Linked DNA regions of Mus musculus: all the other regions are linked to region 6. The links are chromatin loops, found by intact Hi-C in ENCODE. Cell type or tissue: left cerebral cortex. All regions are shown on one strand.

What was found. A loop is a pair of places that touch in the nucleus more often than their neighbours do. Peaks named below come from ENCODE experiments on the same cell type or tissue, not always from the same donor. Only the 100,000 strongest peaks of a DNase experiment are listed, where the experiment ranks them.
Region 1: it touches region 6 in a loop (5-fold over the local background); 16 of 42 quality-filtered maps call a loop at or near these places.
Region 2: it touches region 6 in a loop (15-fold over the local background); 24 of 42 quality-filtered maps call a loop at or near these places.
Region 3: it touches region 6 in a loop (2.2-fold over the local background); 15 of 42 quality-filtered maps call a loop at or near these places.
Region 4: it touches region 6 in a loop (2.2-fold over the local background); 14 of 42 quality-filtered maps call a loop at or near these places.
Region 5: it touches region 6 in a loop (2.3-fold over the local background); 5 of 42 quality-filtered maps call a loop at or near these places.
Region 7: a loop joins it to region 6, with 6 times the contacts of the local background. A loop is called at or near these places in 41 of 42 quality-filtered maps.

What each region holds. Positions count from the first base shown.
Region 1 is chr8:34,213,314-34,217,313 of GRCm38, forward strand. It overlaps Gm29243 (predicted gene 29243), which reads left to right and starts at 3,517. Exons shown (of 4, transcript NR_166073.1): 1 at 3,517-3,643. In left cerebral cortex, a CTCF peak has its summit at 2,094 (motif pointing right); DNase peaks (open chromatin) are centred at 2,244 and 2,915; H3K4me3 peaks cover 616 bases; H3K27ac peaks cover 1,054 bases.
Region 2 is chr8:34,390,786-34,394,785 of GRCm38, forward strand. No RefSeq gene overlaps it. Among named protein-coding and RNA genes, the nearest start is that of Gm33831, 6.0 kb to the left of the region's middle. In left cerebral cortex, no CTCF peak of the experiment used is centred here; DNase peaks (open chromatin) are centred at 2,015, 2,445, 2,694 and 3,480; H3K27ac peaks cover 2,677 bases.
Region 3 is chr8:34,610,276-34,614,275 of GRCm38, forward strand. All of the region lies in intron 2 of B930018H19Rik (RIKEN cDNA B930018H19 gene), which reads right to left. All of the region lies in intron 2 of Gm34096 (a long non-coding RNA gene), which reads left to right. Among named protein-coding and RNA genes, the nearest start is that of Gm34096, 5.6 kb to the left of the region's middle. In left cerebral cortex, no CTCF peak of the experiment used is centred here; DNase peaks (open chromatin) are centred at 2,254 and 3,026.
Region 4 is chr8:34,599,002-34,603,001 of GRCm38, forward strand. The region is part of intron 2 of B930018H19Rik (RIKEN cDNA B930018H19 gene); the gene reads right to left. Among named protein-coding and RNA genes, the nearest start is that of Gm34096, 5.7 kb to the right of the region's middle. In left cerebral cortex, no CTCF peak of the experiment used is centred here; a DNase peak (open chromatin) is centred at 2,106.
Region 5 is chr8:34,587,921-34,591,920 of GRCm38, forward strand. B930018H19Rik (RIKEN cDNA B930018H19 gene) reads right to left here. Exons shown (of 5, transcript NR_040706.1): 4 at 3,838-4,000; 5 at 1,500-2,665. Among named protein-coding and RNA genes, the nearest start is that of Gm46068, 4.9 kb to the left of the region's middle. In left cerebral cortex, a CTCF peak has its summit at 254; DNase peaks (open chromatin) are centred at 1,563 and 3,285.
Region 6 is chr8:34,807,039-34,811,038 of GRCm38, forward strand. It overlaps Dusp4 (dual specificity phosphatase 4), which reads left to right and starts at 572. Exons shown (of 4, transcript NM_176933.4): 1 at 572-1,135. The coding sequence starts at 691. In left cerebral cortex, CTCF peaks have their summits at 358, 935 and 2,085 (motif pointing left); DNase peaks (open chromatin) are centred at 152, 1,024, 1,247, 1,698 and 3 more places; H3K4me3 peaks cover 3,370 bases; H3K27ac peaks cover 2,925 bases.
Region 7 is chr8:34,482,754-34,486,753 of GRCm38, forward strand. All of the region lies in intron 2 of Gm46038 (a long non-coding RNA gene), which reads left to right. Among named protein-coding and RNA genes, the nearest start is that of Gm40489, 4.2 kb to the right of the region's middle. In left cerebral cortex, a CTCF peak has its summit at 2,366 (motif pointing right); a DNase peak (open chromatin) is centred at 2,374.

The DNA of each region.
Region 1 (4,000 bases), 590 kb before region 6:
GAGCTATGTAAGATGGAGCCTGGTAGGAAGACATTTGCTTCTTCTTTCTGTCTTTATGTGCTTCCTAGACATCACAATGCTATACTTTTCTGCTGTGATGCTTTGCCTTAAGCTTCTCCTTGAGTTGTTCCAGGTCAGAACAATGGGAGAGCAAGTAACATTTATTTGCCTCCATTCCCTCCTGGGGTCATCTCCATCTTCTGGGACTCAACTCCTCAGGTCCAAATTTCTTCCTCCTGCCTTGTTCCACCTTACAAGTTGAATCTTCATTCCTTAGCTAGTGGTACTATTTTGAAAGACTGTAGAACTGGTAGGAGGTGAGGGTGTAGCTGATAGAACAAGCTCACGAAGGGGCTCTTGCCGATATGAACTGTACTGCTCCGTGATACGTTCTACGTCATGATGGCTTGAGCCCTCTGAAGCTGTGAGCCAAGATAGATCCTTCCTTCTGTAAGTGTCTCAGTCAGATATTGGCAGAGCAATGCAAGAGTGATCTGCCCATTAGCAAGCTGCTCTGTAGACAGCCACTTTGTTCTGGCTACTCTGCCTCTGCTTGTGAGAACACTTCTGGGAAACTGGATAAGTTGCTGAGACTGGAAGAGCATCCCCTGGTCATGAATACAAAGAATAAACAAAGCAGAGGCCTATGAAATTCCATCTCTCTGAAATCACACACACACACACACACACACACACACACACACACACACACAGAGTGTGCATATATGTATTCTGTATATATGCCAGTGGTGTGTGTGTAGGTCAAAGGACAACTTGTGGGAATTGGATTTTCCTTCTACCATGAGGCTCAAACTCAGGCCTCCAGGCTTGACTGCAAGAGCTTTTATGCACCAAGCCGTCTCACAGGCCCAATTCCAGCTTTCTTACCCCCAAGGTCCATTACCATAGAAAGTTCTGAAGTCCAGGAAGTTTACAAAAACCAAGAACAAACCATAAGCTTCAACAATATGGAACATATTAAATTGATTTTTGAACTTTTTGGTTAAGAGGATGCGCACACAGTTCTGGTGGTGGCTATTAGCTTTGTCCTCTGATTTATTCACAACTTTTTACTCATCTGATGCTCCTATGATTCATCTACCATTCATATAATCCATGGTGCTTCTGAAAATTTTCCTGTTATTGTACACTTACTGTGCTTTATTCTTAACTAATAGCATCCTTGGCATTGGAAATACAAGCTTTGAAATGATCATATGGAACTCCACTTGGCATCTCAGAGCCACTTAGTTACTTAGCTTGGCTTTGGAAGGGCCTTACAGACAGGAAAGCTTTGTTCCAGCTTAGATATGTATTAACAAGCAATTTGAGACAAAACAGAGCAGCTACAAAAACATAGATAACAAAAAAGACGTACCCCCAAACCCTAATCAAGCCCCCACTGGAACGCAGCTGTCATTACAACATCTTCCAAACTAGTTGGGTTTTGCACGTGTCCACACAGTAGACTCTGTACTGTCAGACTTGAAAGCTACTTCTTGATATTTAAATATATGATTATGTTACTTTTCAGTTACAATGATGCCAGCAGAGTACAAAGCCTCCCCGCCTCCCCTGCCCACACCTCTGCCAGTGGGGTCTCACCTATACACCAGGCTGGCCTTGAACTCTTCAACTTCCAACCACAGCCTCGATGTTTTCTACAACTTCAGTGCCATCGAAACTAGTTTAATGATGTAAGATGTAGTTCTATTCCATGGCTAAACCCAGATACTAACTGCTGTTGGGGAGTGTATAAGTGACTGAATCTTCCTTTAAAAAACCATATTCATTCCAGAGCTCCCGACCCCCGACTTCCCTGCCAAGACAGGCTTTCTTTATGTAGCCTCAGTTGTCCTGGAACTTGCTCTGTAGATCAGGCTGGCCTCGAACTGCCTCTGCCTCCCGAGTGCTGCGATTAAAAGCATGCACTATACTTTCTAGCCCCGGTACTTTCAAAGGGACTTGTGAAGCTTAGGTCAATGAAGCAAAAACTGCAGCTGCTCCGGAGAGGCAACCTTCGGTATAATCACATAGATCCTCCCATTATTTTTATTGGGCTTGTGGGCTGTAGCCAGAGTTCAGGCTTCAACTGAACACTAGAGGGTACTCCTGGCTGCAGAATAGTTTTGCCCTTTCTTTTCTTTTTTCTTTTTTTCTCCCCCTTTTTCCCTAGCATTGTCTCAGGGAAACTGAAGGCCGCACCAGTACGTGTGGCTTAATGAAAGTCGCTTTCCTGAGTCCCTGGCAGGATGCTCCCGGAGGCTCTGAAATGCAAAGAGATGCTGATGGATACCCAGCTGGAGAGAGACTCCTGCCTTTCCCTTTGCTTCTGGGAATGCACTACACTGCTCCGGTGTTTTCAAGAACGTACATAGCAAAGGTGCATCCATTGGAGGATATGCTGAAATAAAAACAAACGAAACCCCAGGCAGCCCTCCGAGCAGAATCTGGGCGGTACACCCTCTAGGGTTGCTCAGCTCCAGCCCTTGATATTTGGTGATCTTTGCATCAGTTTGGATTGTAATGGGGGCTAGCTCCTGAGGGAACCAATTGAAGCTTGGCATGGCAAGCAGGAATAAACACAGAGGCTCTCCCTGGGGTAGGGATGGAAAGAGAAAGAGCCGGAAACTTCCCGGGTGCCCCTGGAGCCAGGACTGACCATCCTACAGGAAGCAAGGAAGCCACGTGGCTCTTTTCAAAAAAAAAAAAAAAAAAAAAACCACAACCCGATTAGAGCAATGTTTGTCCTCAATCTAGGTAGCCTGCTTCTCAGAGGAGCTCAGAAGTCGTGATCTCATTAGCCCTGAAGGCAGCTCTGTGAAGAGAGCTCTCTTGGTGACACCTTGTTTCCTGACAGGAAACCAAATCCCCCAAAAGCGAAGGCGGGGAGGCAGAGCCACGCGTGGTCTTATGTAACAAGCTGACTGTGTGGCGTCCTTACCAGGCTGTCTGTGGCTTCAGAGAGGCTCTGAGCGCCACATGCTTTAACCCCTATGGCCTCCAAAGTCTAAAACCTTTTTTCAATGCTGTCTGCCAATTTCTCTGGGTTCTATTCTCAAACACAACAAGGGCAGCTCCTTTATAAAAATCTCACCGAAGCTGGTATATCACCCTTTCCTCGACAAGCCACGGTCTGAAGTAAACTTCCTGCCTGCGTCTTTCAACAGCAGGAAATAGGGTTCTTTTTAACAGAAAAAGATTTCAAAGAATGCTAGAAATCTAGCAGTTGATGTGAACTTTGGTTTGGGCAAAAATAGGACGATTACACTGAAAAACTTTACAAGCAAAAGTTATTAGAGACCATTAGACGTAAACTTGCAACTATCCAAAGCAAGTATTTCTAATATATGCACAGAGAAATGTCTAGATGTTTGGTAATCTTAATGAAACTGACACCCATAGACTCATAGGGAGGGGCACTATGAGGAGGCGTGGCCTTGTCGGAAGAGGCGTGGCCTTGTCGGAGGAAGTGTGTCACAAGGAGTGGACTTGAGGTTTCAGAGGCTAAAGCCCAGTGTTGTGCTCTCTTCCTGCTGCCTGAGGATCTGGATGAGAACTCTCAGCCACCTCTCCAGCACCGTGCCTGCCTGCTTGCCACCATGCTTCTCACCATGATGACAATGGACTAAAACTCTGAACTGTAAGCCAGTCGCCAATGAAATGTTTTCCCTTGTAAGAGTTGCCATGGTCATGGTGTCTCTATGTAGCAACAGAAATCCTTAATAACTTAAGCAGTAACCTTAGGAAGTTCATGGTGTTTGTCTGGAGGATAGAGGAAATCCATTTTTATTTTCCTCTCCATCTTTCTTTAACATTTTCTTTTTACAATAAGTGAAATAGGAGTTTTGATAACAGAGAAAAAGAGCTTTATTAATTTCTTACCTTTCCTGTGTCCTTACATTGGCCAGCTCCTTAGCAAGTCCATGTCATCTTCTGCCTCCACATCTTTACCAATATGTGAGTCATTCTGAGTCATGAGTGATCAACTGCTGCTATG
Region 2 (4,000 bases), 420 kb before region 6:
GCACCTGGGATGAGAAAGAAGCACAAATGTCACTGTCCTCCATCTGCCCACAGTGGGGGGATGTGGTGACACGTCTGTCCCCACTTTCCAGCAGTGGCAACAGCTCCCATCAGGGACAGAGTTGGGTCTGCATGAACTCAAACCCCAAGAGCTACCCAGAACCTTGTGCGGTCTAAGAAGGAAAGCTTTGACTGTAACGTTAATGTAGTTTCTTTCATTTGCATATACTAATCATGTAAGGAGGCTGCTATCCCACTGAAAGGCATTTCCCTGGGACCATTTATGTGTCATACCCTGAAAATACTGAAAGAAGCACACAACACTCCAGCAAGCTTGGAAGGCCTATCTATCGCTTCTTAGCTCTATCTGTGAACCTACCTGATCTACGGCTTCTTAGCTCTGCCCAGGAACCTACCTTATTCCCTTTTCATTGCTGCTTTTCTCTTTTGCAGTGCAGGGTGGGGGGGGGGATGTCTTCCTAGCACCTGGCATAATGCTAAGAAAGCAGCCTACCACCGGGCCACACTCTTCGTCCCTCATCCTATGCCTTCATGTAGCTGAGAGTTCCAACAGCTAGGTAGAAATAGAGCTACCCCAGGCCCACCATGGTCAGGGCATGCAGACTCGTTCCTCCTTCCTCAGAGCTCAGGCGGAAGAGCAAAACATTGCTGCAGAGCTTTCTACAGGAGTAAGGAAGAAGGGACAAGACCAAGACATCCAGGAACATGGCTTTCTTCTAGTACGGGAGGACGAAGGGTAGATGCTGTTTTCTTCAGGTCCCTCCAGGACTTGCTGCTCTCTGTGAGGCTGGCTCTCTCTGTCCCATTCACTCCCCTATGTATCGCACGCATCTAGATCAAACTACACACTCAACTCTCAGCCCCCATTAGTTGTTGGCTCATGCAATAATTAATTCGGCCCAACACTGTGGCCAATAACATATGGGACAGATCGTCTCCATTTTAATGGCTTTATTGGGCTAATTTAGAGGGCTTTAACCCCTGGCTTTCAACAGTCACGCTGCTAGATCCATCTTCCACATTCATGAAGCACCATGAATGGTCACAGGAATTGGAGGATCACTCTGGGTGCAGCCATGTTGACCATCAGAGGAAGGAAGGGTAGACTAAATACCCTATGGATGATGATGGGTCTGATGCTGCCTTATGGGGACAGGTGACGGGTGCCATATGGCCAAGCTGCCACCATTTTCACAGCAGCTGTGTTCGGAATCAAAAGGTGTCTCGGTGTACCCCGAAGTCAAGGAGGGGATTTGAAATATATTACAGACTCCTTTGTGAGAGGTAGGGGAAGAAACGGAGTCAAACTGTGGCTTAACCCTTTCTTCCCCACACTCTCCTGCTGAGGTCAGAAGGTGGGTTCTTGCAGCCCGAGCCCAGCTGTTGTCTTCTCATCTTTGTGAATCTGGCCACACAGTCATGCAACTAAAGACGTGGATTCACTTCTCATGCTTCGCACAACATTTTTACTGACTGGAGTGTAGGCTGTTGAGAGAACATTTTCAGCCCTGTATTTGTTTGATGAGCCAGGGAGGGCTGAATAGGTGATATGGAATCAGTATGGACTGCATTGCAGTTCCTGCATTGAACTGTAGACATCTCGGGGTTTCTACCCACACAAGGCTCCTCCCTGCCGAGCATCTCTGGGCACAGGAGAAATAGCATTTTGGGTTCCTTGCAGCCCCCCAGAGCATGTTGGTCCAGCTGACATTTGGATAAATGAGCCACATTATCCAGGAAAAGGAGTGGATCTCTGGTCATCCGGCTGGGAAGGAGGGCTGTCATAAGAAGCTGTGTACGGCATGAACAATGTGTGGGGGGCGGGGGAGAGGGGGGAGGTGGGAGTTTCCTGCCAGAGAGCCAGCTCCAGGCCCACCTGCATCTCCTTGGCAACAGTGATGGGGTAGAATTTATAGGCTTGTTCCTACGTGAGTGCCTTGGGTCTTTTAAATACCTGCTGGCTTTTCTGTACACCCACTGCGTCTCTGAATCATTATGCAGAGCTTTGGGCGTCTCTCCCTCCCACTCCAGGCCCTGGCAAGGCTCAGGGAATACGGAGAGGTTCAGGAGGAACAGCCTTTCAGTATTTTGCTTTGCTCCCCGGATTGTCAATTTTAGGGTCTAGATGTGACTTTGCAGGGTTACTTCTGAACGGGCCAGCGAGGTATAGAGGAGTCTGGACATCAGCACTTTGACTCCCAGCTGTTTAATGGTACCATCTTGGCTCAGATGGCTCCCTACTCTATGTCCCTAGTCTCTCTAAAGAGGAGCGCTGGAGTTCCTGGCCTCAGAGGGGCCTTCTACTGCCAGCATTTTGTGTGCTGTTATCGGGCTTCTCCTTGGCTATGCACACCCGGTTTAAGAACACAGCACCTGTCCTGCTGCACAGTGCCAGCGCCTGCAAAGGCAAGCCAAGCAAGCCGCATTGTTAGCGCCAACCAACGGGAGTCCAGAGCCAGAACTCAAATGGAATTAAGTGCCAAGAGCCCAAATAAGCCGAACCAGGCACTCTACTTCCAAGTTTAAAAAAAAAAAAAAGACACTAAAAAGAAAACCAAACTTAGAAACCAAGAACCAAATGTGTGCACTTTAAAAATAAAACAAACCACTTTTTGAACTAGTTAGAACCAGAATTGGTTCCCTGTATTTTTTTGAAAGCTAACGCCGAACACCAAAATATCCCCTGGACCGAATCAAACAGATTCCCAACAGTTTCAGTCTCCAGTTAGAAACAGACAAGCAAGCAGGCAAGTGGAGAGATTTTAAAAAAAAAAAAACAAAAAACCTCCTGACATTTAGAGTGAGATTCTGTTTAGGACTGAATCAGAAGAGAGAATTTTTAGTTCTGTTGAGTCAAGCACATCTTCTACAACCAATAGGGAAAATGCTGGTGCTGTCCGCTGTTCAGAGGATGATGGATCGGCCACAGTTTACTGCTCAGTCGCTGGGCCACAATTTCCAGTTGATTGTGCAGCTCTTCTGCCCTTTCCCTAGATCTTATTTGAATGGAATATTGTATGCGAGCGGGTTTCCGTATCTCCCATTTTGGATACGCATCCAATGCACTTACATCGCAGCTCCCCTGTTCCTCTGCTGCCCTTTCTTTTTTCTCTCCTTGTGGGAACCTTGTCTCTTCCTAAAGAGCCTGCCTTGTTTTCATGCCCACTGTTCTTCTTAAATGCCGGTTCTGCATGGGAAAAAAATGGAGTGATTTTTTTTTTTGTTTTGTTTTTGTTTTTTTTTTCTAAGTCTGGCTTATTTTATTTAACACGATCATTTCTGGTTCCACTCATTTTCCTACAAATAATATGGTTTTGTTTTTCTTTGTGGCTGAATACACTCCAGTGTGCGTATAGTGTTTTTATTTCTCAGTCCATAGATGGGGCGCCTAGGCTGGTTATATAACTTAGCTATTTATGAACAGTACCACAGTGAGCGTGGACGGTGAGCTTCTCTTGAGTCTGTACCCAGGAGTATCACGCTGCCTCCTCTTTCTGCTAGTATCATTATTTTTGAAGAGTTTGGATGACCATATGATGGCATCACTGATATGTAAGGACCAGGAATTTTTGAAGGACTTATTTTATCTGAAGTTCATAGATGGCCTTTGTCCGAGGTAGCTGGTCAGTGGACTCTGTCAGGTTTGTACCTTTGTGGTCTAGGAGAGATGATGAAGAAGAGATGATGAGAAGCATCTTATGATTTAGCTGTCACCATTTCCTCCTCCCTCTTTACTGTCTCTTTCTCCTCCTCCTCCTCCTCCTCCTCCTCCTCCTCCTCCTCCTCCTCCTCCTCCTCCTCCTCCTCCTTCTCTGTGATGACTGAAGGACCAAACTGTCATGTCTTAGAGAAGTCACAGACGCTCAGAGCCCAGTGGGTGGGCTGCCTTTGCAATGCCTGAGTGTCCGGGGTTTCTCTGAGTATTTGTAACTTCCTCAGATGGTGGTCTGTCCCCAGATTGGGACACTTGCTCTTCCATA
Region 3 (4,000 bases), 200 kb before region 6:
AGACAATATTAAGCAAGGCTGTAGGAGGCAGGATGCATCAAATGATCAACAGATAGACTGTGATGTTTGTCCTGCATCCAGAATGCCAAACCACAGAACCAAGCAGTACATTCTGGCCAACTCTTACATCTGATGACCTATTTGAAAAATATTTGCTTCCTGCTCCTGAGACCTTAAGCTCCCAAGCTATAGAAGTCATGATTCCCCCAGTAGACAAAATAATGGCCCCATTGAACTAGAAGCTGAGTAGGCCAACTAGCTACATTAGGCTCTTTGTGGTTATGAAACAATAGCTTGATAAAGAGGTGGTTGTTACATATTGAAGGCAGAATAATAGATCCAGAATGCTGAGAATCCTGTGGGGCATCTCTTAAAATAGATACTTCCGTGGTGACAATGTCTGTGTGACTTTGTATAAACAAGACCATCAAAGGCTTAATATGTAGTATATAGCTCATCCACAGTATCAGTAGTTTTTCTTGTTGCAACAAAATGCCTGACAAAGCCAACTTAGGGAGAAAGGGTTTATTTTGGCACATGGATGTAAGGGATCCAGTCTGTCATCTTGTGGAAATCATGGTGGCAAGAGAGTTAAGTAGGTAGTTACATTATATCCATAGCCAGAACGGAGATAGAGATAAACGGTGCCCATACTTTGTCCTTTACCCTTTTTAGTCTGTCAAGTACCCCCCACCCCCACCCCAGTCCATGTGTTGGTACCACCCACATTTAGCTCTCTCTGGAAACACTTACAGAAATGCCCACAGGCATGTTGCCTAGGTGATACTACATCCAGTTGACAATGAAGATTCACTACTACACTTACTGGGTAAGAACTTTATCCAATGCAAAAGTAATAACTGAGAGCAAAGAAATTGGAAGTAAGAGGAGTGGGCCAGACTTAGCATCACTGTCACAAATGCCTGAGAGACATAACGTAAGGAAGAGAGATTTATTCTGCCTTGCCGGTTCAGAAGTTTGAGCTGCTGACCCTCCCACCTCCCAACTCCATGCTCAGGAGAGTGTGAGGGGACAGAGCAGCCTGGTGACTATAAATCTATACAACAGATTAATCTATTCATAAGCCAGTGACCTCATAATCTAGTCACAAAACCCCACCTCTGACCACTGCTGTGTTAGGGACCAGCCCAGCTTTCTGTGAGGTGCCATTTAAGGTGAATTATTCAGTATCCATCATTCAACTGCACTTGTATCAGAATTTAGTTATGAATTGAGTTATGTGGGAGCAAGACAGAGTGCAAGGCACCCATTTTTGTGATGTGGACCAGGGGAGATAGAGGCATGGTTCTACACCCTCAGTACAGTGATAATGTTCTGATTGGTTTCCTGATCTAAAAGCACTAGATCCACCAAAAGCAGTATGATTGTGTCACAGTCACTGTTTCACTATGGGGGTGGGGCCAGCCCCCTCAGCCACTCAGTGCTGCTATATGGCTTTGGAAATCCTTCCTAGGAACTCTGTCTAGTCTAAAGCATGCTCACCAACCTTCCTTACTACCCTCTTAGCTATACACACTCTTCATAGATTTGAGTGCTTAAACTTGCTAGAGTGGCTTCTACTGTGGACATCTTAGAATCCTGCCCTGAGTGCTGGCTCAGTATGGCCCCCACTCTTCTCATTCATGTGTCTCCATTCTTCCTTTCCCTGTTCTTTTCTTATCCCTTCTCACTTGGCATAAGGTTGGAGAATAAGCAAATGTCTTAGGTGGGTTTGCGTTGCTGTAAAGAGACACCATGACCAAGGAAACTCTTATAAAGGAGAACACTTAATTGGGGCTGGCTTAGAGTTTCAGAGGTTCAGTCCATTATCATCATGGCAGGAAGCACAGTAGTGTGCAGACAGATATGGTACTGGAGGAGGCAAGAGTTCTACATCTTGATCTGAACAAGAGGAGACTGTCTTCTGCAGGCAGCCAGGAGGAGGGTCTCTTCCATTCTGGGTAAAGCTTTAGCATAGGATCTCAAAGCCCACACCCACAGTGATGCACTTCCTCTAACAAGGCCACACCTCCTAAGAGGGCCAAGCATATTCAAACCACCACAGCAACCTTCTGGTCAATTCAGCAGTTTCACAGAGTGAACTTCTTCATGCATACCCTGGGCAACTGAAGGAGAATCCAGGCACAGGAGGAAAAGACTAGATTCTTTTACATTAGCTGCTGATGGCATAAACTACCTGCTGTGTAATTTGCTCAAAACCGCCTGCCATATCAGCAGTCTGCCTGAGATTGTCTTTGACAAAGAGGCTCCTACCTCAGAAGCATTTCAAACGATTCTAATTCTTAACAGCTACACAATAGGAAGTGGGAGGAAGAGGGGAGAAGGAGGAGGAAGATGAGCCATTAAGAATCACTCTGAAGAGCCAGAGGGAAGGCAAAGAGTTGAGTGGGTGGGGAGGTGGGGAGGATCTGGGAGGAATAAGGGGGAGAGGAAGCCACGATCAGAATATATTGTATAAAAAATATGTTATTTTCAATTTAAAAAGAAAAAAAAAAGACTCTGAAGCCAGGACAGTGGGGCTCATTGATTCATAGATAAATTACAAATACCAACATACCTTGGTCCAAAGCTATGGATTATCTCTGCAACAAGACCCTTGCTGTTCTGTATACTGGACACACAAATGTAAATCAGTCATATAACATTGTTAACTCGGGAGCTTCCAGCAAGTATTCTGCACAATGCTTAATGACAATGCTATTTTCTCTGATAAACAGATGAGAGGTGCAGATCAGCAATCAGATGCCCTGGGTTCTAGACTAATCTTCGTCTCCTCAGAGAGATGCTTCTCGTTAGAGACAGGCTGAGAATCACTGGGCGAGTTTGAGTCAGAGACAAATGAAAGAGGGGGTGGAAAGTTATTCTGCAAATGTTTGATGGTTCCCAAAGGTAAGGAAGGCATCCTGTGATCCTCATGACTCAGATCATTCCCCCAAAGACTTCACAGTCAGGAGTCCCAGAGGGCCTGACTCATCCTGATCTCTTCCTGAGCCCAAGTGGCTGGCCCGCATTGGATGACGGGAACTGTGGGGACTTTATGTAACTTCTAACTTTGGCTCTACCATCTGCTAGCTATACAACCACAAGCAGGTGTCCTCAACATCCTCACCATTGAGGTAAAGCAACGTTTCTGCCTTCTGTGCCTGTCATGCAGATGGAGTGAAAGAGTCTGTCTAAAGTGTCATAGTCGCGTAAGGTTCAATACCTGCATGCAGCAGCCACTCTAAAGAGCTGACAGCTTAACAGTGCCTCCAAATTTTTCCCCACCACCAGTGCTCTGCCCCATGGTTCTGTTCCATCCAACCTTCAAACAATCATCTCTAGGATGGACCAGCAAAAAAGGTCTCTAGTCTGTGACTTACAGTTTCAATGCAACTTCTATGTAATAAGATTTAGCGACACGGACTGCTTATTGTTTATTTAGGGAAGCGTTGGGGGTTGAATACAGGGCCTCACACACACTAGAAAGTTCACCATTGAGCCTCACCAGAGGCCCACTGGATCTTTAAAATGGCCCAGAGAATTGCTGTACTTGTCCATCCACTGAAGCTGTTTGTTGATGGTGCCCCCCACCCCACCCTGTGAGCCCCATACAGGCACTACTAGAAAGGACAGCTTCAGGCAAGGGAGATCGCCATGACTTCTCAGGTTATAGAGAGATGAGAACACATTGTACATGATAAGCCGTTGAAAACACAACTGTTTTTCCGGGCCAAGTACCTAGGAACAAAAGGGTATCTCAAGCCACAGCCAGGGGCATTGGCAGCCTTTGTAGTAGCCGGAAGGATCCTGCCAACCACATAAGAGCCACTTCAGCCCAGCAGATCACACTAAAGTCCTCAGTGTGCCAGGAGCATGGGGCATGGAGTGAAATGGAGCTGGCAGTGCTCATGTACGTGATAATAGCATTAAAGGCAAAGGACATGGTCTCAGGGCCGTAGCTTTCTCCCTGCCAATCGCATTTAAAGGGTCTGCAGAA
Region 4 (4,000 bases), 210 kb before region 6:
AAGGACTACTCTGTAGGCTGTGGCTATGTTCGACTCCCTGGAACAAGCCACTGTCAGAAATGATGTGTTGGGTCATTTGTGTGGGGCTTATGATTTATAATTTAAGTTTGTAGTTGTATGAGGTAACTATGGATTTAATTCAACCAAACTCAGGTCTACCAAATGAGGAGTGGGTGGGGGTAGTCTTGTTTCTTTGAATCATTTTTCACTCAGATAGTGTTTGTTGGGTTCCACACTAAGGCCTTGCTTTGACTTGGAGTAAGTTCTTTAAGGGCATATTGTGTGGAGAAAGAGTCTGAAAGAAGCATTGGAATTGTGAAATGCCCTATGAATTGGCCAATCCTTAGGTGGAACCAGATAGCCTTTGATGGATATAAAGGACAGCAGACCTGCTGCACCCCAAGGGCTGCTCAAGCCTCCTAATCAGGTCTAAATTGAACTGCTGTGGACAGAGTGTGGCGTCTGCTCACTGTTGTGGATGGAGTGTGGTGTCTGCCCACTGCTGTGGACAGAGTGTGGCGACTGCTCACTGCTATGGACAGAGTGTGGCAACTGCTCACTGCTGTGGATGGAGTGGTGTCTGCCCACTGCTGTGGATGGAGTGTGGCGACTGCTCACTGCTGTGGATAGAGTGTGGTGTCTGCCCACTGCTGTGGATAGAGTGTGGTGTCTGCCTACTGCTGTGGATGGAGTGTGGCGACTGCTCACTGCTGTGGACAGAGTGTGGCAACTGCTCACTGCTGTGGATGGAGTGGTGTCTGCCCACTGCTGTGGATGGAGTGTGGCGACTGCTCACTGCTGTGGATGGAGTGGTGTCTGCCCACTGCTGTGGATGGAGTGTGGCGACTGCTCACTGCTGTGGATGGAGTGGTGTCTGCCCACTGCTGTGGATGGAGTGTGGCGACTGCTCACTGCTGTGGATGGAGTGGTGTCTGCCCACTGCTGTGGATAGAGTGTGGTGTCTGCTCACTGCTGTGGATGGAGTGGTGTCTGCCCACTGCTGTGGATGGAGTGGTGTCTGCCCACTGCTGTGGATGGAGTGGTGTCTGCCCACTGCTGTGGATGGAGTGGTGTCTGCCCACTGCTGTGGATGGAGTGGCGTCTGCTCAGGAGGAGAAGGTTTCACTGACCTGGCTTTTAACAGTTCAAAGCAACAGGAGCAAAACACCAAGTTGTGCACGAATCTGGCATGGCGTCTGACAAATCCTTGTGTGTGCCCCAAATGTGAAAGCTCGAGTTCTTATCTGTGGAGATTCTGTTCTAGCTGGTCCAGAGGCATAGTGAGAACCACCATTCTAACCCATTCCTCATGCCTTCCGAGTGGACTTTCCTTGTGCTCCCCCCACATCCAACTCATCTTCTATCTTCCTCTAGCCCAGTAGGCTCTCAACCTGTGGATAGCAAGACTTTTAGGGGGTGTCACATATCTGATATCCTGCATAGCAGATATTTACATTATAATGTATAACAGTAGCAAGATTACAGTTATGACGTAGGAATGAAATAATGCTATAGTTGGGGGTTCACCACAGCAGGAAGAGCTGTATTAAAGGTCCACAGCTTTAGGAAGGTTGAGAACCTCTGTTCTAGACACTTATTGTCATCTCAAAATACCTAGAACCACGCTGATTTAGCTCAATCTTATACCTAACGATTCCTACCTAACCGTCCCATCCTTTGATGCCCATCTAAAACCTCTTCTCCCTCTCCCCACCCTCTTACTTCTCTAAATCAAAGCCAAGGATACCCAGATAACTAAGCTTACTCCGTCCCAGAAAACAGGAAAATCTAGTCCCAAGCTAGTGAGACAGTGGGCACAGTGACAAGCCTGGCTGTAGCTGGATATCCTCACAAGACTCCTAAAGTGGGTAGCCTAGGTCCGGCTCCAGTGTGACCAGGGAGGAGTGTGGAGGAAGCATCCAAGCCAGTTTCCACCTACCCAGCCGCCCATGCTCCTTCTGTCTTCACCAGCCCCTCATGCCCCAGTGTGCAGCAACTCCCCTCAAGGGTGAGCCTTCAGATGCCAGCAGACCATCTTCCCAGGACATTGAGCAACACCCACTGCAGGATTTCCAGCCCTCATGCGCTCCCCAACAGCCTGCAAGACATTTTCTCTGAGGAATTTCAACACACATAACCAGTGCTTTGTTCCCCTGTGAATGCGGGCTTGTCTGGGTGCCAGAGTTGCACCACACAGGAGATTAACAAATATGAGCTGAACCTCTCAGCAGGCGCAGCTCAGTCTCTGTGATCTTTCTTAATACTATGCACAAATGTCAAACCACTCTAGAAAAAAAAAACAGGAAAGAAAGAAAGGAAGGAAGGAAGGAAGGAAGGAAGGAAGGAAGGAAGGAAGAAAGAAAGAAAGAAAGAAAGAAAGAAAGAAAGAAAGAAAGAAAGAAAGAAAGAAAGAAAGAAAGAAAGAAAGAAAGAAAGAAAGAGCATGGGAGGGGGTGTTGGGCCCATTGGCCGACCTAATGAATGCAGACAACCTGACCTTAGAGATCCTCTTAATGTCAAGTACTCAATGTCAGTTTTACTGAAGTTGAGCTGAGCGAAGGGTGTACTAGGGCTAAGGTCACCGCTCTGCTAATGGTATGTAAATACTTAGGAGTTCCTCACACCCTTCCCTGATGCCCTCATACATAGAAAAATTTTAAATAAGATGTCAAGTGTTTGTGGTAGTAGTTCACATAAAGCCCATGTGTCCCAAGAGAACAATTGACTTCTGTATGAATGGTTTGAGGACTCAAGTGGAAAGGAGGGACTAACCTAGTATGACATCATTGCACACAAGGACCCAGTTGAGGTTGGACTGGAGGGTTCTCTTCTGGTACAGGGTCACCCCACACATTGCCCTGTGGTCCTAGACAGTTTTAATAAGATATCTGTATTCATTTCTAGGGCTGACATAAGGAAGAATTGTGGGGCTGGGAGGCATAGACAACAACAAGAGTATTCCCTCAGACTTCTAGAAATGAAATTATAAGCACAAAATACATAAAAGTGAAAATACAAGCAGGATTGGTATTTTCTAAGGCCTCTCTCCACAGCTTACTGACAGCTGCCTTCTCTTCCTCTTCACACGATCTCCCTTATGTGAATCTGAGCCCTAATTTTCTCTTCTCACAAAGACACTCGTTACACGGGATCAAGGCCCAACTCTACAAACTCATTTCATTGAAATGTCCTTTATAAAGATACTATAGCCAAATATTGAGTAATGGGGGTTAGGGCTTCAGCATACAAAGTGGGGGAAGGGGACCCAATTTAGTATATAATAATATTCGCGCAATCCATTTACTTCACTTCCCTGACTCAAAGACACACGATAATTTGTTAATTCAGTTAAAAAAAAAAAAAAAACTTGTGAAATCAGGCCCTGTCTGATAAAAATCTATAGTGCTCGAAGTTTGGTTTCCGGGCATTTTACATAATTATAATAATCTGCATACTTCCTCTGTTCTACTTTAGATAATATCCTGATTCCAATTTTATAAATTAGAAAGCCGATGGTGACAAGCTGAGAAGTGGGAGAGTGGAGCTTCTCCACTGTGCTGCTATAAATGTTACCAATTACTACTGCTTTTTCCGGTGAACTCACAAATGATACACATGGACAGGAAGAGCACAGTGCCCTAGGCGGGTACCCCCAATGGCAGGACCATCCCCACAGAAGTGTATGACCCTGATGAGCCCCTATGGGCAAATATTTTTAGTCTAACAAAATATCATGAAAGCAGCTTGCCCAGTTCTTCTCTCACTGGAAGAGTGAGTCCCAGTTGTCTACCAAATAGAAGCTTTGAAGGATAGCTAGTCTCTGTGTCGAGTATAGGAAAAATATATGTAGCAAATAAGTACATAGCAGCGTGTGCAATATTTGTGTGATGCAGGTTGCTGGGGTGATATGAGGAGGTGAGAGGTCTGAAAGGATGGACATGGTTTCTGGCTGGATGATGTGAAGGGGAGGGCTGGATAAGAGGCAGAGGCATTGAGATAG
Region 5 (4,000 bases), 220 kb before region 6:
CGGCTGCACAACCTCCAACTTAGAAGAGTAGAAACGGATTTGAAATACGCTTCCTAGCAATTTTCCACGTCTCTGACTACTCCAAATGTTTCCTATGATAGTTATAGTTTCCCCTCCAAGACAATCTTTAGATTTTTCTCCCTCTAGCTCTTCAAGATGTTGTCTGGGTGACTCAGATAGTTCATGTCCATGACTGTGCAGAGGTAGCCCCCACTCCTCTGTCCTTTAGAGGACCTGTAGGATATGGCGCCCCCTGTCTATTTAACCTTGCTGATATGTGTCAAAGAGCTGTCATGGCTCATGATCAGCTACTCTCAGTCACCCTGGGGCTGTCTTGGCCTACCTGCCTCTCTCAGGCATGCAGTGGCCCCTTGCGACTGGCTGGGAACACTATTCCTCTCTAGTCAAAAGGATCCTTCACTCAGCCCCCACTGTGGGAACATCTAACACAAGATCTCCATCCCACTCTGCCTGCTTGTGTCTGTCCCTTCCTAGGGACTCTTGGTACCTTCCAAACAATATGAGGAGATTACCAAAAGGTGTCTATCCGGTCTAGCCCTGCATACCTAGTGTATGCCAGTTATAGTTCAGCATGTTTGGGATCAGAAAAAAAAAAAAAAGCATAGACCTTACCCTAATGAGGTTGACATTCTAAATCTCTTTAAGGGGAGGGGGGGTCTCCTCTACAGCTCCTCTCATGTTCTTGGCCTCTATCTCAGCCTGCTGCATATCCTCCCCCTGGAGAACGATCCAGGGAAATTATTTATGATGGAAAGTGTCCTCTCTTCTCATCAAGCCTGTCCTGTGAGCCCACTGTTCTGGTAACAAGGTCAAGAGAGTGAACTGTTAGACTCCAAGCTGAAGAGGAAAACAATGACAGGCCCTTTGTTCTTGAGGTCTGGCTCCAGCCACATGGAGTCTCGGAGTTCAGTGTTGGAGTTACAGTGTTACCATAGAGCTTTAAGGGAAACGTGAAACTGTCCCTTATCTCCCTGTGACTAGTCAGGACAGAAGCAAATCAGACAATGGCGCTCCATATTCCAGCATTTATGAAAGGGCTGTCACATTTTAATGGGTTCCTGTAGCTGTCAGTATAGTTGTCTATAGCAATGGCATTGGTATGGCTTGAATATAGAGTCTCTCCTACCGGCTCCCGCATCAGGGACTTGGCTGCAAGCTGGTAAGCTCTGGGATGGCAATTAAATCATAAGGGCTTTGACATAATGAATGGTTTACACATACTCATATGGGCTCCTAACATGATGGTATTATTGGGAGGTAGTAGACAGCAGGAGGTGGGCTCTGGTTAAGTTTAGCAGGGGTTTCCCCCTGAAGGCTACTTCTTGTCCTACCTACTTCCTGTATTCTCTACCTCTGCTTCCTGCCATGATGTGCTGCTTCATTTGGATCCAAAGGACTGTGAGCTAAAATAAGCAATCTTCCCTTTACATTGTTCTCTCTGGCAATTTGCTCTCAGTAACAGAGATCTAACCAACACAGACACCCAGTGAGCCTTTTATTGAACAAGCAAATTGTCTACTGGAGAACACACCACACGTGATTCATTCCGAGGAACAGAGTCCGCATGCTTGAGATGGCAACCTACCCACACATCCTCAGCCTGTATTTTATACCCAGAACAGAGGACCTGTGCCCAGGGGACTCTTCTTGCCTTAGAGGCCAGAAAGGACTAGCTCAAACCAACTCAAGAGTGACCCAGTCTGTTGCTGAGCTAGAGAGAGGAGCGCGGAGTAAAAGTGTCTAGAGGTCTTCCTGGAAAAGCTGCAAATCGAGATGAGCAAAGGAAACGAAGGCAGAGGGCAGGAGAAGCAGCAGGCATGAGCAGGAAGGCAGGAATGGGCATGCTCGGGGCTAACAGAGAGGTCAGGAGAACCGAGGTAGCGCCAAGTAGGAAAGAGGTACTTATGAAAGGGCTTAGAGACCAAATGGAATACAGGCTTTGATCTGGGATATTTTTTAAAGTTATAAATAGAGCCAAATACTTCCATATACATGTGCATCTCCTCCTGATGTAGGCAGAAGTTTGACTTCACGGTGGGCAACTTCCCTCCTCAAGAATCCAAAACTTTTATCTCCAATGCTGACAGCTCAACTCAGCTTTGCTGTTGTCTGCCTGTAGCTGGTGTTCCTTAGGGACTAGTCATTTTCTGAACATCCTTCAGCACAGAACTCGAGTTATCTGCTCCAGCTCAATACACAGCGGATGGGGAAATGTAGGCCAGTCATGTGACAAGGGAGGAGGAAGGAGTTCGTAAAGCATGGACCACATGTTTATCCATGTGAAAACCCCTAAGGAGGAGCTGCAGCGGGTCTTGGGATTCAATCCATCACCTCCTCCTGGTGGCACAAATCAGGGACATTTGGACAAGATGAATACCAGATGCAATAGACAACCTGGAGACTGCAGAGGATGCTGTGAAGGACCGAAAGCAGCCAATGGCAGCAGAACGTAGAAGAAAAGATTGAAAAAAGAATGGTAGAGTTGGAGGAAATGATCAGCTGCAGGAGAACAAAAGGATGCCCAGGTAACTTACTAAATCAAGTTCATTGCAGCGTCTGTGAAGGAGGAACTGAGGGCCAACACTAGACTGAAGGACCCAGTCTCTTGGAAGGAAGGGAGAGAGGGTGAGGTACCACCTCTGTCCTGCAAAACAAAAAGCATGAATTTCTGTGAAAGAGACTCACTCTAAACCATCTCAACTTTCTTAGAGTGACTGTGACCTCCATCTATAGGGCCATGGCCCACTGTCCCCAGATGGTAAGTTGACATGTCTTGGAGGTCTATATTAATAAACTAGTGTCATTCTAACCTCAGGTTGGCCTTAGCCATTTTAGATATCAGGGAACCAAAACTATATTTCAACAGAAGTTTCAGAGGCTCGGCTCCTTCTTTGAGCATGAAATCTAGTGCAGCCTCCTTTACTTGTATTTAACACAGAGTCTCCATTTGATAGGTATCTGTAATGAATGTTGATTCGTGAATCTAAATGACCTACAGTTCACTCTTAAACTACACTTAATAAATGGTTACATTGGGTGGTAGGTCTTAATGCTGTCTGGTCTGTTTTCCATAACAAAATCCCCACCCACAGCCCTATACACACACAGCCCCTCCTGGAGAGGGCATCTTTCTCCCCTGGGTCCAGTGACTAATGTTTGATTCAGATGTACTCTTCATTTGAGTGTCATTTTTTCCTCCTAGCACATCCACCCATTCTTTTTCTCCCCACATCAACCTGGGGAGGTGACTCATCTACAGTTTGCTATGGCCCGGCTCCTCTCACCTCCACACCTCCACCCCTGCAAGATTGTCTGAGATGAGAGTGAGCAATAGAGAAGGAACTCATAGCAAGAATGATGGAGCTCCAAGCCAAATATCTAGGAAGAAAGGCCCAGCCCTGGGACCGGATGAGGGCATTAGAAGGTAATGGGGTCTGTGAGGAGAAATAGACAGTGTCATGAACAGTGTGAGAAGAGCCAAGCCCGGGAGGGCTACCACAACCTGGCTGAACCCTGAGTCCACTGGGTACCCAGACACTCCCTAAGTCCCTGTTAGGGCCTCCTGTTACCCACAGCTCCCTAGTAGGCTCAGTTCCATGATTCATCAGGTGTGTTCCCACGGTGGCTCCGAGGGCTAGGACAAAGGGCAAACTGAAGGCAGAATGTTTGAGCGTTGCCCTGTAGGATGACTTGGCTGCAGAAATCACACAAAGGTGGCTTAGGAGTCATGGTTACAGGAGAGATTCACAGGCTGCCAGGGATCTAGTATGACCTGCCCCACGAGAGAGCACATCACCCGAGGCTACACCCGCTTACCAAGATAGAAGGTTGAGCGGTGTGGCAGCTCTCCAGTCTTGTATTTGCTAGGCTTCTTCATGGAACAAAATTTGTACTTTGAAATGGAGGGACCAGGGATTTTCTTCAACAGGGCAAATAATTGAACAGCATTGAGTCAAATTCTGCAATGCTAGGAAAAATC
Region 6 (4,000 bases):
TCCCCGAGCCGCCGGCTCGCGGGCGGGTCGGAGGCTGCCTCCTTTTCTTCCTCTAGGTCTCCGTTTTATGAATGGGCCTGGCAGCCAGCACCGAGCGCCCTGTTTACTCCTCTCTTTGTGACGTCGAGTCCCCGTGACTGGGTGCGAGGGGGCCGGCGCTCCATTCACGAGCCGGGGTGGGGGCGGGGCGGGAAGCTTGCGTTGGGGGCGGGGCCTGGCGAGGTAGTAATGACTCTTCCCTCCCCCGGGAGAGCCGGCGAGCATTAATAAATCTCTAAGCCAGAGGAGGAAACTCTGGCTGGGGCAGTGCGTGCAGCTCCGGCGGTGCAGCGGTGGGGGAAACGGCGGAGCCCACGGCAGAAGCAGCCCTAGCTAGCAAAACACACCAGAGGCGACAAACCGAGAGGAGCCCTCTCTCGTAAACACACTCCCCTGCTCGATCGCTTGCCCCGGGTGCCGCGCGCCCGCCAGCTTTGGCGCCAGAGAAGGCTGGGACTGCTATGTAACGTTGAGGCTGCGGGAGGTGGAAGCAGGGGTGTTAGAGGGAGAAGAGCCTGGGGCCAAGTTTGCGGGTCACTTCTGCAGGCGCCCTCTTAGCCCTCGCCTGGTTCCTTCTTGTTAGCCTAGCTGGCTCCGGTGCCCTTGGCCTTCTCCAGCTAGCTCCCCAGCTTACTGCGTTTTGCCGGCGACATGGTGACGATGGAGGAACTGCGGGAGATGGACTGCAGCGTGCTCAAAAGGCTGATGAACCGGGATGAGAACGGCGGCGGCGGCAGCGCGGGCGGCAACGGCAGCGGCAGCCACGGCGCCTTGGGGCTGCTGAGCGGCGGCAAGTGCCTGCTGCTGGACTGCAGGCCGTTTCTGGCTCACAGCGCGGGCTACATCCGAGGCTCGGTGAACGTGCGCTGCAATACCATCGTGCGGCGGAGGGCCAAGGGCTCCGTGAGCCTGGAGCAGATCCTGCCCGCCGAGGAAGAGGTGCGTGCCCGCCTGCGCTCTGGCCTCTACTCGGCTGTCATCGTCTACGACGAGCGCAGCCCGCGCGCCGAGAGTCTCCGGGAGGACAGCACGGTGTCGCTGGTCGTGCAGGCGTTGCGCCGGAACGCGGAGCGCACGGACATCTGCCTGCTTAAAGGTAAACGTGGGTGCCCGGGAGAGCGAGGTGGGAGGGTAGGTAGTGTAAGGGACTTGGCGGCCTGAGCCCTGCTGGGCATTGGGAGGAAAGTACCCGAGTGACTACGGGGTGCTGGAGTCCCCTTCCTCGCGTGTCTTTGTGCGTGTCAGTGTGAACGGTTTTGCTGTGGTTTGGAGCCTGAGTCCCGGGGAGGCCGTGCTGGCGCGTTTCCCCAATCACCTGCAATCCGCACGCGTCTTGGAGTTTCCGTGTTTGTTTACGCGAACGGTTCTGGCCTGGATGCTGGCAGCGGTTCCTCTGCGCAGCCCAGCTTCAAGTACTGAGAACGCGCTCTTAGGTCCCACGGGGACGAGAGAGGCCTGGTTCGGTATAACCCCGGGAACCCTAGAGGGGGGTGAAGGAAGGTGAATGCTAGGGTAGGAGCTGTCTCAGGAGTTCATACACATCGGTCAATGAGGAAAGGAGAATTGGGGTGCAGACCTGGGGAGCTATCTCTTTTTTTCCCCGCTGCCTAAACTCAGAGCTTTCTTGGATGGCGGCCAACCCCCACTTGCCCCGGTCTAAGGGAGGCTGAAGTGCTGTATTTGGGGGGGTGGGGGGACACCAGGCACAACCGCGCCTGCTCCTGCTAATCCCGGGAGCAGAGAGTTACCACCTTTTGTTCACACATCATTCTCGACTCTGCCAGCGGCGCGTGCCTGGTTCGAGCGAACCCTGGCGTAGGAAATTAGGTGGCCGGAGAGAGGGTGGCTTGTCACATTGAGAAGTCAGACACCCCAAAAGGATCGCGCAGTATCTCAGACGTTGGCAAAGGGGAGGGACCGCTCGCCGCACCTGCCAGCTCGCTCGGTGTGCCGGCCACCGGTTGGGGAGCACTGTAGGGTGCGGGGTGTGTGTGTGTGTGGGGGGGTCGGGCGCCCCCTGCTGCGCTGCTCCCCTACCTCCGGCCACCGCATTCCGTGCATTCTTTCGCGCGGGTCTGGTCTTTGCTTCCAAAGCCTGGAGGTTTGTCCGACCTCCGCCTTCCAAGAGCCGCCCATTTCCCTGCCGAGGCTCTTCGCCCCGTCTTCCAGACTTTTCCTCTTAGTGTCTTGTCTTCCTTAAGGAAGGGAGGCCGGGAGCGAAACCCTTTCTCGCGTCCCCTCCGAACGGCACCCGGTGCGGGCGAGCCAGGCTGGCCGTGCGGAACAGCGGGGGGCTTTGTTCTCCGCAGTTGTTTCCTGACCATTTGACCCGTCAGCTGCTGGGGAAACGCTGCTGTTGATCTGAGGCTGAACTGCCAGGGCGATTTTTTTCTTTTCTTTTCTTTTTTTTTCTTCCTTTTCTTTCTTTTCTTTTCTTTTCTTTTTTTTTTTTTTTTGCAAGGACCGCCTGTGGCTCCTGCAGCCGAGCCCCAGTCTCTCAGCCGGCTCCCTAAAACGCTTTAGGAGCGACGGCCAGGAACACAGGTTCCGGACCTCGCGACCGGCCAGCGGTCTGAACCGGGGCCCCACGCAGTATCCGCGGAGCCCTGCCTAGGAAAGGCGCAGGTCCCGGGTCCTCCCTCGGCGGGGTGTCCTGCCTGGGCCCCTGAATCGAGATCGCGCGGGTGGGAAAGGTGAAACTGTTTCGGGGTGAAAGTCCTAGGTTGTCCTGGGTTGCCCAGCGGTTGGATTGAGAGTCGGAGCCCATGTCTTCCAACCCTGGCTTCAGGAGTACTTCAGTCCCACGTGGAGTCAGGGATTGTTTTGTTTTTCTTCCTGGAAGAATTCCGCCTGGGACTGCCCTGAAGCTGGAGCGGCAGCTGCCTTGAGCCTGAGCCCTTAGGCTTCCTTCCTGGGTGCGGGCCCCGGGGTCGGCCGAGCGCCTAGGGAGGGAGGCATATTTTTAATGTTAAACCTATGGCTTGCGGCACTCTACCGGTCCTGGATTCGGATCTGGAGACAGGCGAGGCCAGACCAGTTCTGAGAGATGCTTCAGGGCGAATATTGATGTAAGACTGGACAGGACAGGTGGCCTCTGGGCAAAATGACAGTCCCATCCGTAATGGGTGCCTGGCCCACAGAAAGGCAGCATTTCCTTCAAGTCGCGTTTTCCACCCCCTTCTCTCACTGGGCCGGGAGGATCAATCACCCTACCCCCTCAAATGCCAAAGGCCTTCTTCCCAGTCCTCTGAGGTGACGCTCTTCTAGGCCTGGTCACAGGCCTGGACTGCTTAGTTTTCATCTGTTCAGGAACAGCTCCTTCCCTCTTCTAGACAGAAGTTCAGCAGCCCTTGGAAGCAAGAGCCTAACATGATAATTTGTGTGTGTGTGTGTGTGTGTGTGTGTGTGTGTGTGTGTGTGTGTGTGTATGTGTTGGTCTTAGAGATCAGCGTTTGTCAGCCTTAGTTTATGTAGATGTGTGTGCTGAGCCACGACCTCGTCCTTCCTTCTCTCTGCCAGCTATTGAAAGGTCTTGGTAGAGCAAGAAGGAAATGTCTGCTCTAGGAGGGGGCAGTCATAGGAACTAAGCAAACCTCCCTCCCACCCCCAATCCTGCCCGGGAAATGTGGCTAGGTATGAGAGCATTGGCCCAAGGCTCTCTTCTGCTGGTGGAGTGAGGAGGCAGGCAGTAGGCAAGTGGAGACAGAGTGGGTGCCCACCAACCTTGGGATAGGGGAGAGAAAATAAAAAATAACCCTTTTAGAAGTGATGTCCTTCCAGGCCAAAGCGCTTGTCGGCCCCCCCCTTAAAAGAAATTGATGTTCCCCCTTTTGGGGGGGGTCTCTTTAAAAGATTTTTTTTCATAAGCAAGGTTTTAAAAGCAAGAATTAAAACTTTGCGAAACTATTGTTAATCTTATACATCGATCAAGTTTTGGTACATACTAGAAATCTTATGTTTC
Region 7 (4,000 bases), 320 kb before region 6:
CAGAGTCAACTAACCTAGACCCTTGGGCTCCCAGAGACTGACCTACCAACCAAAGAGCAAACATGGGCTGGACGTAGGTCCCCCAAATATATGTAGCAAATGTACAGCTTGGTCTTCAAGTGGGTCCCACCCAACAACTTGGAGTTGGGGGCTTATCTGTTACCTTATTCTGTTGCCTGCATGTGGATCTCATTCCGCTAGTTGAGCTGCCTCATTTGGCCTCAGTGAGAGAGGATGTGCCTAGTCCTGAAGTGACTTGATGAGACAGGGTGGGTTGGTACCCATTGGAGGCTTACCCCTTCTCAGAGAAGGGGAAGGAAAGGGCTGTGTGAGGGGGAGTGGGAGGAGAGAGGGGGCTGCAATTAGGATGTAAAATAAATAAATAAATAAATTAAAGGGAATAAAAGAGAACCTGTTCCCTTCTTTTCCACTGGGGGTTGGGGTTTGGGGAGACTCATTCTGTGGCCAAAGGTAGAATTTGAACATACAATTCTGGACCATATTCAAGGATGTAAAGCTGGAAGAAGCAACCGTAGTGTGTACCAGGTGAGTGTGGAGCCTCTTCTTAAAGGGCCCTCGGGGCAGGCTGCCTGTGAAGGAAGCAGAGCACAGATGTTGGAATCCTCCCTAAAACACAGCTTGGCTTCCTTCGAGCCTTCTAATTAGAGATGGCAGCCTTCCCACCCTCTGCAGTCAGTCTCACTTCTCACACAGACCCTTGACTTGGGTGTTCTCCTTCCCAGTCATCAGCTGGGGCAGCCCTCAGACAATGAGCAGTTTTCATAGTGATCCTAAGATGACATTCATATAGAGGTAAGTCCATAGACAGAGGCAGCTTAGGCGAGAATAGTAAGGAGTCTGTCTAGGATGCCCTCTTTTTCTTCCTTTACACCTTTGATGCCCTGCGATTAATGAATTTATACTGGGATGAATGAATCTGCTAGAATGAAGAGAGGGTCTATTTTTAGTTCCAACTGAGATGAATAAGTAAGAGTCACATGGATCACTACATTAAGAAAGACAAAAAGAGCTGCCCATGAACTCTGTCATTGATTATTAATGCCTGCCAGGGAAATGTATTTACCATCTTCTCTACTTGTCATGAGTTATTAGGGGCAGAAATTGTGCCTTATTTAGTGTCGGATACTAGGGCAAAGGAAGCTGAGGTGTCCCAAACTCTGGGCACCGTGTGCTGCTACTAAAGAACTTTGAAGAACAAACCTGTAAGCACAGATTGCAGCCTTGTACTACAGAAGGGCAGGGGGGGATGGATAAGTGTCCAGGGATTTTGCAAGCAAGTTGATTTACTGTTGGCACCTTGAATTTGAATATAACTTACACTACAGAAGGTTCTGCCCACATTCAGAATCAAATATTAGACAATAACCAGAATGACACTGAATGTGTACCTGCTCCTGGGTCCTCTGTGCCCAGGTAGGCGCTGTGCACAGCAGTGTCTGAGGACCACAGCACTTGGTGGAGAGGTGAGAGGATCTCTTGAGGTTATTAGCCAGTCAGCTCAGCTGAAGCAGTGAACCCCAGGTTCTGTGGAAAGCCCTGTCTCAAAAGATAAAGTAGAGAGCAATAGAAGAAGCCGTCTGATGTTGACCGTTGACCTCTGCACACACATGCACACATGTAGCACACACACACACACACACACTGGCAGAGAGGGGGAAGAAGGGAGGGAGAGAGAGAGAGAGATTGAGATCAAGCGCAAGCAAGAAGAAGTATGGTCTTGCCTGTCGCCTGGCCTGGCTTGCTTTCTATTGCTGTGATAAAAACCACACCCAAGGGCAACTTGGGAAGGAAAAGGTTAACTGCACCTTACATTTTACTCTCTATTCCTGAGAAAACCCAGGGCAGGAAACTTTAGGCAGGAACTGAGGCCATGGGGGCAATGCCACTTACTGGCTTTCTGTCTCATGGCTTGCTTAGCCTGTGCTCTTATACAACCCAGGACCACCTGCTGGGCCTTCCCATATCATTCATGAATCAGGAGAATACACGGCACACTTGCCTACAGGCAAGCTGAAGGGAGCGTATTCCCAGATGAGGTTCCTCTTCCCAAATAACTCTCACTTGTGTCAAGTTGACAAGCTAACTAGGACATGATCCATTTTACTTTGTCTAGGCCTATTCTCAACCACCATCTTTTTCTTAATCCTTTCCCCCACATGGTCGGTACCCTTCATGGAAACACAACATCCACCTTCTTTTTGTTATTCCTAATAAAGCATCTATCTTGTGATAGACCCTTAAGCCATGCATGTCTTTGGGAAGAGAATTATAGAAGTCTCCCAAATGAGAGTCCTAGTTAATAGGTTGTAACGCTGGGGCCTGCTGGCTACCACTGGATTGGATTTACCTCCACTAGGGGGCACTCTTCTCCTTAAATGTCAAAAACTCCAGTTTAACTAGAACTATATACTGCAGTGGTAACAATAGAAATATGGATTTCCCTTTAGAAATAGCTGCTACTGAGCAGAGCTTTGGAAAGGAAATAGATCATGAAGGCTATAGCATCTGCGAAGAAAACATTTGGCTATCGCAGCACATTTACTCACTACTGTGGACATACCAGTTGACAGTGTCTCCTGTGGGTTGTGCTACCGTGAAGCCCTAGGTATTGTCTAAATTTTGTTTTAAATTCAATTTGGAGTCGTGCGATCCAATTCAACCATGGGACTAGCTTCTTTAGGATCAATCCCAGAAAGATGGCAGTCAATGGTCCCAAGCCTTTGTTATGCAAGCAATGCTGGGCTGTGAAACAGATTGTCCAGCTCACAGGGCTAAGAGGGAAGAGAGTCAATCCTTGCATATGTAGCTTCCTTTTCAAATATCACACACACACACACACACACACACACACACACACACACACACACACTCACACACACACTCTCCCGTGCTCACATCAGAGGTCAGCCTCGCCTACCGATGTGTATCTGACTGCTGGCAGGCTAGCTGGCCTTAGAGCTCCCAGAGATTTCTCCTGTCTCCACCACCCATGCCACCACAGCAGCACTGAGATTCCAGATGCGTGCTACCGAGTCTGCTTTAGGTTTGTTTGATAGAGCAAATGCTATCCAGTGAATCACTTCTCTAGTTCCTACCATAATTAAAACAAAACAAACAAACAAACAAACAAACAAAAAAAACCCCAACATCTTCAGATACTGCATTTGAAGCGAATGATGTTCACCGGGCCTTTGAAACTTGCACCGTCATGACTAGGTGATGATGGAGGAGTCAGAAAGAGGTACTGTCTCACCTGCCAGAGACTGTAGACATCCTAGATTTCAACACTTCAAGGCCAAGTTACTCCTCCATGTCTTTACTTCCCTTTCTTGAAGAATTAGCTCATGCCTGACTTAAAAATAGCATGGCGCCAGCTATCCTATAAGCGTTACCTTATTCTCAGTCACCGCCCCCTTCCTCCCGGCGGTATTATCCCCATCCCCATTTTACAGAAAGGGAACCCGAGAGCCCTGTCAGGAACCTCTGTCAGGGATTTCCCTGAGATTGTACAGCTGATATAGGACTGGTTTGGAGAGGGCCTGAAGCTCTCTGGTTTTGAGACACAGAACAGGGTCTTTATTGATCAATATGCACCGAGAGCCTTCTGTGGACCACAGAGGCCTTGCTGGCTCCAAAGGTTGAGTTTTCATTTCAAGCCACGGAGAAGGTCTGAGGAGAAAACGGTGAAGGAAAAATAACACATTTGAGAAGTAGCACGCTGTGAGAGGGAACATGAAGGCCAGTCCCTTCTTACCCACACACTGCGAGGCATTTGAAGCAGGTTGTTTTGAAATCTCTCTAAGCTTGTTTCCTGAAGTAAAAAACAAACCCTAAACGTTGAGATGAGCCCCAACCCAAGGGTGCTCACGTGCTTCACCCTAGAGCCACAAGCCCTGAAACTGCCAGTCTTTTTCTCTGCTGGGGCAGGGTCACTTGTTCCCCGGGCCTGTGTCAGCATCTCTTTTCCCATCTGAGTTTC